Regions from separate parts of the Homo sapiens genome. Here region 1 is linked to region 2. A link is a contact called in ENCODE Hi-C or POLR2A ChIA-PET data. All regions are on one chromosome and are shown on one strand. The core of a region is the stretch at or near the end of the contact, and the rest is flanking DNA. Distances in the headings are between cores, read along the strand shown. Region 1 overlaps LAMA4 (laminin subunit alpha 4). Region 2 overlaps FYN (FYN proto-oncogene, Src family tyrosine kinase).

Region 1 (5,343 bases), core at 771-3,270, 420 kb before region 2:
TCATTAATAAAATAAGAACCAATATTAACTTCTGTTCAAAATATAAATCACCTTCTTATTCTTGATTGCCAAAATTTTCAAACACTCTTCCAAATCTCCTACGAAGAGAGAAGAAAAGAAAGAGAGAGGTCATATAAAATCTTGGTGTGTCAGTGGGTGAGACAGTGCCATATCCCACTCGGTATCATGGCCCTAGAAACATGAGCTTTTGATGAAGGCAATAAAATGGAGCTTAGAAAAAACACTATTTTGATAATATACTATATTAGCAGAATGTTGTTTTTGAGATCCATCTTATGGCTCTCTTCATTATTCTTTTGTCATTTTGTACCTACATCCCATTCATTGGGATTCCAAAATATAACTTCTGTGTATAATGCCACTCTGCAACAAACAGTGTTCCAGCATGATTCTAAGACAGTTACTACATGCTTTACGTGAAACATGATCCAAAATATCAATCACCCTCAAGTCCTTTTGTATTTAGAATATTTCTGACTATATATTCATGAAAGCATTTCAACTTAGAGACATCTTCATTCAAAAGGTGAGTATCCTTCCATATCTGTCTGGTGTACACAATGATTTACGTGCTATGCTCGAACAAAGATAAACAAAATTCATTAAGAAGCTTCCATTTCAATAGCACATGTTTAATTTGAATACTGAGTTAGTACTTGTTCTGTGCCTAGTATTAAAAGCAAAGTAATAAAGGCTTTGTTTCATGATCTTTGGTACATCTTACCACTCTCGCCAGCAAAATTTTAAAATATTAATAAATATTTGTAACATTTTGTTTCTTTTGTCCCTTTTTTAAAAAATGTTTTCTTGTCTGCCTTCCCCAGATTTTGCTATCTGAGGCCATTTTCTCAGAAGGGGTTGTGGGGAGGAACAGGTAGTGAGTATTTAGATTAGACTCCCCTCTGTAGAGCAGAGCCCCATGACTTCTATAGGCCCTAGACACTTTTGCCTTGGTGGGTTCCTTTCTCCATAGAAAAAGTAAAACCTTTATTTCATGTCTGCATTGGTATAAAGATTAATACCATTATTATTGTTATCCTCATTTTTTCCTTCTGATTGAAAAAAAAATGAAAACGCTGTGCCTAATGGATGAGTCAGCCCTTTTGTAGAGGGGGTAGAATGATTATAGACTTGGTTAACAGAGAGGGAAGTAGCCAAAGAAATATAGAGAAAGTCCCTCTAAGGGAGCACACAGGGACTGGAACTGGATGCTGGAGATTGAGGAACAATTACCGAGCTCAACAGGTCAGGCGGTTTGAAGACAGGAGCCAGTGTGGGATCTGCAATGTCATATACTGGGTCACGGAGGACCTTCTGGAAGTTACTGACAAATGAGGTGATGATACTAATCATCGATGTTTGGGACTGAGAAAAAAAAATAAGGAATTGGTGGATTTAAGACTGAATAAAATTAAGACAAAGGATTTAGACGAACTGCGGAAGTGGAGGTTAGAGTTTATATTACAGAGGCAGTAGAAGTATTTGTCAATAAAATAAATTATGCGGGTACACATAGAGTTTTAAAATCCCAATTCAGGAAATGGTGTAGGTATAATAATAAACCCTGACGATTAGCAGATGCCAGGCATGGTATACCAAGCATTTCTATATTTTATTCCTGTTATATCTCACATTATTAGCCCCTGTGTGCAAGTGTGCAAGTACCCTGTGTGATGGGTACTCAGTAAATGTTGGATGAACCTTACACAGGCCAGAGAGGGGCAAAGGCAGAGACTATCGTGTGAAAGGGCAGGGGTGAGGGTGGGCTGAGGTGGGGCTGTGTGCTGAGGAAGGGCTGGGGCTGTCTCACTCCTGAGGCCCAGGATGCAGCCAGGCCTCAGGAGTGAAACAAACCTTGACAATACGTGCCCTGGCCAAGCTCTGCATACTCTCCTAGAGCCTTGGCTTCCTCTACAGAAAGGAAATAACAATGCTGATTTGGATAAGCACTAGGTAGTCATCATAATGGTTCATTCCTCTGCCTGACTTCCATCACATAAACAAACTCCTGCAAGAAGAAGTGCAGAGGGCTGTTTTTAAATCGTCATTCCCTTTTCCTGCTGCTACTGCCAGACAGGCAGCTGTCAGAGAACCAAAATGCTGTTCAGCAAAGACAGAAGAATGCAGAGGAGGTGTGACCCTCAAGAAAACCTTGCCACACTAGGTGACTTTGAATAACAGGAAGGAAGCATCTGTGATCCTAGAAGTATTTAAAAAGCAAGCATTAAACATGGCCCCATTCCCCAAGAAGGTAAGAAGGAGAAATAACAATGTTTGTTTATTAACAGGAAGTTGCACAGTTCAGATATGAACGGGCTGGTACAGAAGGCTTTGGATGCATCAAATGTCTATGAAAATATTGTTAATTATGTTAGTGAAGCCAATGAAACAGCAGAATTTGCTTTGAACACCACTGACCGAATTTATGATGTGAGTATTCCCTGAAAGTTCTTTATACCTTGCCTTTCCCACTGGCTTTTCTGTTTTCTGATGTCATCTCTTGAACTTCCAGTGTGAAATCCAAATGGCAGAAAGAGTGGAAAAGGCAGGGGAACTAAGGGAAGACCATTTCATGAATGCCTTGAAGGTTTCAGTCTGCAGATTCTTCGAGATGTGCTGTAGTCCAGTCAGCAAATGCCAGTTCCTTTGACAGTTTATTTTTTTAGCCAAAGTCCCTGAAAAAAAAAATATGTATTTAAAATTAGTTCTTGCTGATAGAGAAGATACTTTATGCATTCATTTATATTTTTTTCAACTCAAAATTATTTATTGTGTGGCTTCTATGTGGCAAGCACTTTGGTGGGGCCTTGGCCAGGGCTTTGTTCTAGGTTCACTGAATCTTTCCCAAAAAAACATTACCTTGAAAATGCCAAAGGCATTACTTCCTCATGGTCACATATTTGACCTTAATTTTAAGCTGTGAAAATAAAGCTAAATGCATTTTGCTTGGTGTTTAGCAGATAAACTGTGTCATTTAAATCCTTCAACTATGAATAGCTGATTTCTTCTGCTGTCATTTTTACCCTCTTCTCTCAATTCCTTTGTAGGCGGTGAGTGGGATTGATACTCAAATCATTTACCATAAAGATGAAAGTGAGAACCTCCTCAATCAAGCCAGAGAACTGCAAGCAAAGGCAGAGTCTAGTAAATATCTTCACTTTCCTATCTCCTTTCTAATTTATAGCTGCTTCCCTCCTTTCATACACGTAGACAGAGATTTCCAAATCTAGGATTAAAGAATAGTATTATAACTACATAACATATCAGTAGTTCCTGCTCAGAGTCAAGTTACAAAAGAGCAAAGATTTGATACTTTAAATTGTGATTGAAAAAAAAAATGCTATGTAGTAAACTACATGGAAACACATAGCTATCTCACATACTGTGGCTATTCCTGCTAATCAAATAGGCTGATTAATAGAAACTTACCATAAATACCAATTTTTAGGGGAAAAATGTCCTAAAATACACTTAACACTAAAACTATATTGCACAAAATTTCCTCTTTCTTGAACAATTTCGAAGTCCTTTTAAAATGTTTCCCATGAAGGAACGAGTCATCACTGTGAGTCAATTAGGATGACAGGGTACCACAAAGCCATCTGGTTATTTGCTTTTCTTTTTTTTTTTTTTTTTTGTAGTTTGTGTTCTACATAGGTTACTGTATTTAGGACAGACCTAACAAGCATATGGTAAGAAGCATTTCCAAAGGCCAGTGTTTGCATCTGCTGAAGTGTGCACATCCAAGGGTGAGGGAGGGAAGGAAAAATAAAAGCAAAATCGCATTAGACAATTTTGAATCTTGTGAGTTACTCTTAAAAACAATCGAATGGACTAAGAAATTCACTAAACATTATTCATCTCTGAGATAATGAACTAATTCCCAAGGATTTTTGAACATTGACTAATGAGGTTGGAAATTCATCATCTAGCGAACTTCTAACTGCCACCTAAAAACAAAGGCCAAGTTTGAAACTAAAAACCTCACCCAATTTTGTTGAAGTAATTAATCTCATTTAATCATGCATTTTCTTTATCTTTTGCAAAGAGCCATTACACAGAGAAGATAAATGCACTTTGCTTTTCATACACAGATACTTATTTATTTCCCATAAAACAACTGTTATTTTATTTTTCTGGGCAAACAAAGGCAATAAAAAGTGTCATTGTTTCTCTAGTCTAATTATTATATGTCTAATTAATTTATTATGTAAGTCTATCCTGAACATACTCTATGGATTAGAATATCAGTAGTGAAGAATTAGAATATTAACAGTAAAATATTTTAAAATAAATGTTGCTATATCTATGTATTGCTTTTGTTTCTTGTGAAGATCAGAATGTGTCAGTCTTCATGACACAGTGACTTAAATATTTTATTCTTTTTGATAACTTGTAATATATTCTCTCAGTCTTGTCATTATTGAGTTATTGAACCTCATAAAAGCAACTTTTCTATTTTAAATTTAACCATTAATCGATCCCTACCCACATCCCTTCAAAGTTCCATATTTTATGTCTGATAAATCTCTCTGCATTAGCCTGTTTGAATATTTTGCAGACCTGTTCACCTATTTCATGATCTCATTTGGCCAAATCCCTTTCTGTATTTATTTGCAAAAGGAACAACAACAGGGAGTTAGTACTGTGTGGCTTAGAACTTTATAGGACTGTCTTCCTTTGATAATACACACATTTGTGATGTACATTCAGGTTTTCAAATTAAACCATAGTCATCTACTGAATTACATTATAATTTCAGATTACATTTCTCCATTCCAAATTCCTTTCAATGATCAGTAATCTTTATTTCCCAAATTTCCTTTTCATTATATATCAAATAGTTGATAGTCAATATAATCTCAGGAAGCTGCTATTTAAATGAATCTTCTACTTAACTCATTTGCAAAATGAAAAGTATTTATGCAAGTCAGTAAATTCCAAATAGAACACACTTCTTATGAAACATTTCTTCTTATAAACATCAAGCCCAAAATTGATTTTCTTCCTCCTCTTTTTATCAAGTGCTCCAAATATAGAGTTAAATATATTCTTTCTCAGTATATCAGGTAGTATTTTTTTTTGTTTTTGCAGTCATGAGACCCAAAATAAGAGCTAAAACATTGTTTGTATTATAATGTTTGGGAATTGAAATTAGAAAAGAGGAAGGAGGCAGGGTGCAATGCAAATTCTTCACACTACCCAGAGAAAATATGAAAGAAGTGCTTGTATTTGGTTAACTGTACTTCATGACACCACCACCCATTATACACATATCTGGGGGGGAAAGATAACATTAAACCAATCACATCAAGACTACCT
Region 2 (5,105 bases), core at 751-3,250:
GCTGTTTCCTGGGCTTATTTCATGTGTGTACCATCATTACTTGCTGGGTCAGTTTGGGTTGTATTGAGCCAGAACTGGGGCAGGGCATGAAGCCACCCTTGGGCCATCATTACCTGGAATCTTCTAAGGCAGCTCCATCGGAGCTCTCAGGGACAGGCCAGTTCTGCTTAGTGCTGGGACAAAGTGCTTCTGCCAGAGCTGCCGATTGATGACTCTTGCTGGTGGATGAGCAAGAGTTTACATCCTCTGACTGTTCTAAGCCTGTATATGTGAGTAGAGCTGTCATTGCTGAAAAAATAAGCTGCCTTCTAGCCCAAAGAATGTGTTAATATTATATTTTTTATGCAAAACTGAAGTGTAACTGCCACTTCTGCATCATGATAAAGACATTCGTATTTGACTTGACAGAGCAAACCCCTCCACAGCTGGAGGAGAACAGTGGTGATCCCCTGTGACCTCACATTCATCTGCACCTCTAACCCTAGCCACTCCTTCAGGATCCTCTTGTGACACCGGTCTGTTGTTGGATTCTACTTGTTACATGCCCTTTTCAGTGGGCATTCCTGTCTTTCTTCTGATGACCTGCATTGCAGATGTCTATCTGTGGTGTTACCTGTCCTCATCATGTTTAGGCAGCCACTTACACAACTGTGCAAGCCTATTTCTCACTCCTACCAGCCCCAAAAGATATGAAGTGTTTTGTGTGCCAGGGCTCTCAGATAATGTCACTTATATAGTTCCAAAGTAGATCACCTCTGCAGCCATTTATGGTTTCAGATCTTTATTCTCACATGTAACAAAAGCTACGGCTTTGCCACAGTTGGGGATGATTTGTGAGGTATGAATTATGAATAGACAGGTAGCTAGAATGGATAGAGTCATTGGTCCACTTAGGAAGTCATAGCTTACTTAGATACCTCCCTGTCCAGCCACTTGCATGCAGTCTCTTTCTACCCTTGCCTTCTTGATCTGGCACCCCCCCATGCTTCTCTTTTCTCCCCAGCTTCAGTATGTGTCTATCAAGACCCAGTTTCACTCCTGCTTAATACTGGATAAGTATCAGTTGTATAATGTGCAAATGCTTTTGCTTATAGGTCTCAGATTTAGCCAGATCTGGGTTAAAATGCAGTTAAACCTAGCACTGAGGCCTTAGGCAAATAACTTTACCTCCCTTCATTGATGATGATGATAATACCCAGCACAGGATGTTGATGGATCAAAGGTCATTTGCATATTGCACCTAGGAAAGCTTTAGGCACCATAGTGAGGGCTCAGTAGAATGGACTCATAGTTGTTTAAGATTTGGCTTCTGACTGCTTCTCAAGCTCAGCCACTTACCCAGCTACACATTTCAATCCCATTAAACTATAAGCTCCTTTTGAGCAGGGAGCCTGTCTTCTTCAGCCTTAGCACCCAAAGCCTCGAAATATGCTTGGCACATATTTGAATGCTCCATAAATATGGCCATAAATCAAATAAGCCGTAAGAACACTTACGGTTCTTTGAGGGTATCATGGTGTTCCACACCTCTGTGCCCTCAGATATGCTATTCCCTTGCCTGCAGTGCCCATCTCCTCCCTGCCTGGGCTAATATCCAGTCACTTTCTCAATTGCTGACCTGGATGAATTAGAACTCCCTCTGTGTCCCCTCTCCAACCTGAGTCCCTCGATTTACTTGTCTGTCTCCCTCTTAAGTATATATTAGCTCCCTGAGGACAGAGGCCATGTGTACTTGACTTTATACCGGCAGCCCTTAGCACAGTGCCTGTCACATAAAGGGGATCAAAATATGCTTGTTGAATAAAGGCTAGAGCTGGGGCTGAATATAAATAAAAGGGTATGTGCAGAGAAACAAAAATGCAAAGGAAATGAAACAGTTGAAAACTGGTGATTTGTTACTATGGTGATTTCGGAGTAACTTTTGTTTGGGGTAGGGGGGGTCGTTTCTTCATTCTTGTTATTGTTTTCTTCTAACTTCATCTCCAGCAGCTCAGAAGGAGAACAGCTGTACCTAGCAACCCTGTAGGGTAGAGCCAGAGAGAAGTGGAGCCTCCCTGTGATGAGGGAGGAGGGTCAAGACCACAGCATGTCATGAATGCCAGAGTTGGTTGAGCCAGATCATAAGTTGTTCTTCATTTTAGCAACAAAGGAAAGTGGAGGACATAGGTCTTCTGAAAACTGTAGTAAGAAAGAGTACTTTAAACCATAGGGCAAAAAATTAAATAAAAACTGTAGGACACAGCAATGCCTAGCTCTTCTCACATCATTAAAACTCTCATAATGTACCTTCTCAAGGCTCTGGCACAGCAGGGGTCATCTGAGCATTTAGAGCCAAACCTGAGCACTTGGTCAGGTCATTCCATGAGTCCTCATAATTCCTGAGGTTCAGCTGAGGGCCAAGAGCTGCCTGTCTGTCTGTGGACTCAGTGGTTCTGCTCAATGTGTGCAAAAGGTCTTTGGGCTCCTTCAGCATTGGTGTGAACCCTGGAGGGCTCCTTGTTGAAGCTCACATTTTTTTGTTTGTTTGTTTGTTTGTTTTTTGTTTGTTTGAGACAGGGTCTCACTCTGTCACCCAGGCTGGAGTGTAGTAGCACGAACATGGCTCATTGCAACTTCAATATCCCGGGCTCAAGTGATCCTCCCGCCCCAGCCCCCCAAGTAACTGAGACTACAGGCACATACCACCATGCCTGGCTAATGTTTGTATATTTGTAGAGATGGGGTTTCTCCATGTTGCCCAGGCTGGTCTCCAATTCCTGGCTTCAAGTATTCCGCCCACCTCAGCCTCCCAAAGTGCTGGGATTACAGGCATGAGCCACCGTGCCTGGCTTGGAAGCCCACTTTGCTCCACTGATGAGGGAACTGGACTTCAGAACTTCAGAGTGACACGCTTTGTGCCACGGGGCTACTCAGCAGCCTGGTTCCAGGCTAATGCACTGATGAGGAAACTGGGCTCCAGAACTTCAGAGTGACACGCTCTGTACCACAGGGCTACTCAGCAACCTGGTTCTGGGCTAATGCACTGATGAGGAAACTGGGCTCCAGAACTTCAGAGTGATACGCTCTGTGCCACAGGGCTACTCAGCATCCTGGTTCTGGGCTAATGCACTGCTTACAGACCTTCTCTAAAACAGAAGACTTAATTCCAGACTAAGATGTCCCGGAGACTTGGGAACAAATGCTAAGCTGGACTTAGAAAATGGCTAGGAGCAGAGCACGCTTCTCAAAAAACAGCATGGTGTAGTAGGTAGAAGATGCAAGCGTATTAGATCTAGATTCATGTCCAGGTCCCACGGCCTGAGTAACTCTGGGAAAGTTACTCCAATTCTGTGGGCCCAAGGTTCCTTGACTGTAAAATATACTTGTAAGGTTGCTCTGAGGATTAAATGAGATAGCATATGTAAAAGGTCAAGCAGAAAATAAGTTCTCAAAAAGTGGTAGGCATTGTTATTGTTACTGTTGTTGTTATCCTACTAACTTGCCTTAATTCAAGTTTAACTGTTTGTGTCAAAGGTAATCAGAAGTTCTTATTGGTTCTCGGGAGTGGGGAGACACGTGGCCCACACAGCCACCCTTTGACCTCTGTATTAGATTCACTTCCTCCGTGTGTTGCTGCAGACTCCCTGTTATAACAAAGATCCCACTGCATGCCCTCCCCCATCTCCTCCCAAAGAAGCAGTGGCCCACACAAGATCAATATTCATGCCTCTCGTGTTGGGGTCAGTGGTGGGTGCTTTCGGGTAGACGAGCAGCTGTGCTCCGTGAAGCTGTCCGGGGCCCAGGTTCCTTCCATCCTGTGGTCCTGCTGTTCCCTGTTGGGTTGCCATTGTCTGTCTGTTGAAGCCAGTTCACCAGCACCACACCCACTTCCCAGCCCACAGGAAGCAGGAAGGAAAGTGGAGGACGACCAGCTCCCTTTTGAAGGATTCAGGAGTTGAATATATTATACCCAGTCACAAGGAGTTGACTAGAATTAAGTGATCTGGCCACACCTAGCTGCAAGAGAGTCTGAGAATGCAGTCTTCAGCTGCAAAGCCAGAGGCTCACTAAAGCTATTATGATGGAGGAGGGTGGGGTGGATTTGGTGGGACAGCGAGGGGATAGCAGGCAGCCTGCACACCCTTCACCTGCCTTCACCCGCCTTCACCCTCCACCGCTCGCTTACTTTCAGTGACGTGGATTTGGGCTGCAAGATTGCCAAGGCCGTGTCCCTTTAGACCCAGGGCAACCCTGCCTGATACCAGAATCCTGCAAGCACCTAGGAAAAAGGGAAGATTAACTGCTGTGCCATTTTTAAGGAGTGAACTTAAGGTTTAATCACTCTGTAGGACAACAGTATAAAAAAACATTGTATTCTCTACCTCATTCATAGGCCAAGTGAAAAGTCACTATTAAATTGCTTCACCATAACTTTTACAAGCAGTAGTGTTCGCAGAATGTATGCTGGTATGTAAACCCAGTGTTACCTTTTTTGGATTTGTTAAGAAAAATCTGACTGGGTTTCCATCAGGTGTTAAGTAGGTCATCCACAAGTGGTCTAGCCCATGTAGCACATGTTCCTCCCACACAGAGTGGCCACAGCTTGTCATCCCAAATACTGTTTTTTGTGTGCTGCTGGGGAAAGCATCACTACCTTCTGGTGGTTCCACATTCTCTTCCTCTTACTGATGTTCCTCCTTTAATTTCCTCTGTGTCTCTCTTGGCACTCAATTTGCATTCATAAATGCAGACCTCTAGTGAAAACTTTACTGAGACACGCACGACATATTCAACCACCCTGGGCTCACCCAGGGTGAGGAAACCAACATCAGGGAAGGCAGAGACCATCCTCCTTTCCTTCAGGCAATAAAGTGTAGGAGGAGGCTGGCTGGAGTCTGCCTCTCTGCTCCTTTTGTTCCCGTCCTCCTGAGCCATTCTGTCCCCATAGAGGCCGTGGAATTAGATAGACTATGCTTTCTGACTGGCTACTTTATCTGCATTCACACCAAAACAGCTGCAAGAAGCTTTGAAATTCTACACCACGGCAGGGGATGCAAAAGTTATCCCTGCTGTTGTTGCTGATTTCTGGCAGCCTGAATAAAGTGCCAACACAAAGACCCAGGGGC

The links. Hi-C counts contacts between places; a loop is a spot of excess contacts on that map. ChIA-PET counts read pairs that join two places held with the same protein, here RNA polymerase II (POLR2A). Pooled maps may share reads with other maps.
Region 1: POLR2A ChIA-PET joins it to region 2 with 11 read pairs in T-cell. The contact joins two enhancer-like sites. A Hi-C loop is called at or near these places in 1 of 50 pooled maps. POLR2A ChIA-PET finds 5 or more read pairs at or near these places in 2 of 52 experiments (HEK293 and T-cell).

Annotation. Positions count from the first base shown.
Region 1 is chr6:112,152,673-112,158,015 of GRCh38, reverse strand. LAMA4 (laminin subunit alpha 4) reads left to right here. Exons shown (of 39, transcript NM_001105206.3): 15 at 2,310-2,451; 16 at 3,069-3,165. It overlaps LOC107986633 (a long non-coding RNA gene), which reads right to left. Exons shown (of 2, transcript XR_001744299.2): 2 at 2,283-2,696. Among named protein-coding and RNA genes, the nearest start is that of FAM229B, 68 kb to the right of the region's middle. Within about 2 kb of position 2,020, at least 3 of the 41 ENCODE cell types and tissues checked have a DNase peak (open chromatin) inside an H3K27ac peak, as active enhancers do.
Region 2 is chr6:111,731,531-111,736,635 of GRCh38, reverse strand. All of the region lies in intron 3 of FYN (FYN proto-oncogene, Src family tyrosine kinase), which reads left to right. Among named protein-coding and RNA genes, the nearest start is that of TRAF3IP2, 130 kb to the right of the region's middle. RefSeq lists an enhancer at 4,348-5,105. Within about 2 kb of position 2,000, at least 3 of the 41 ENCODE cell types and tissues checked have a DNase peak (open chromatin) inside an H3K27ac peak, as active enhancers do.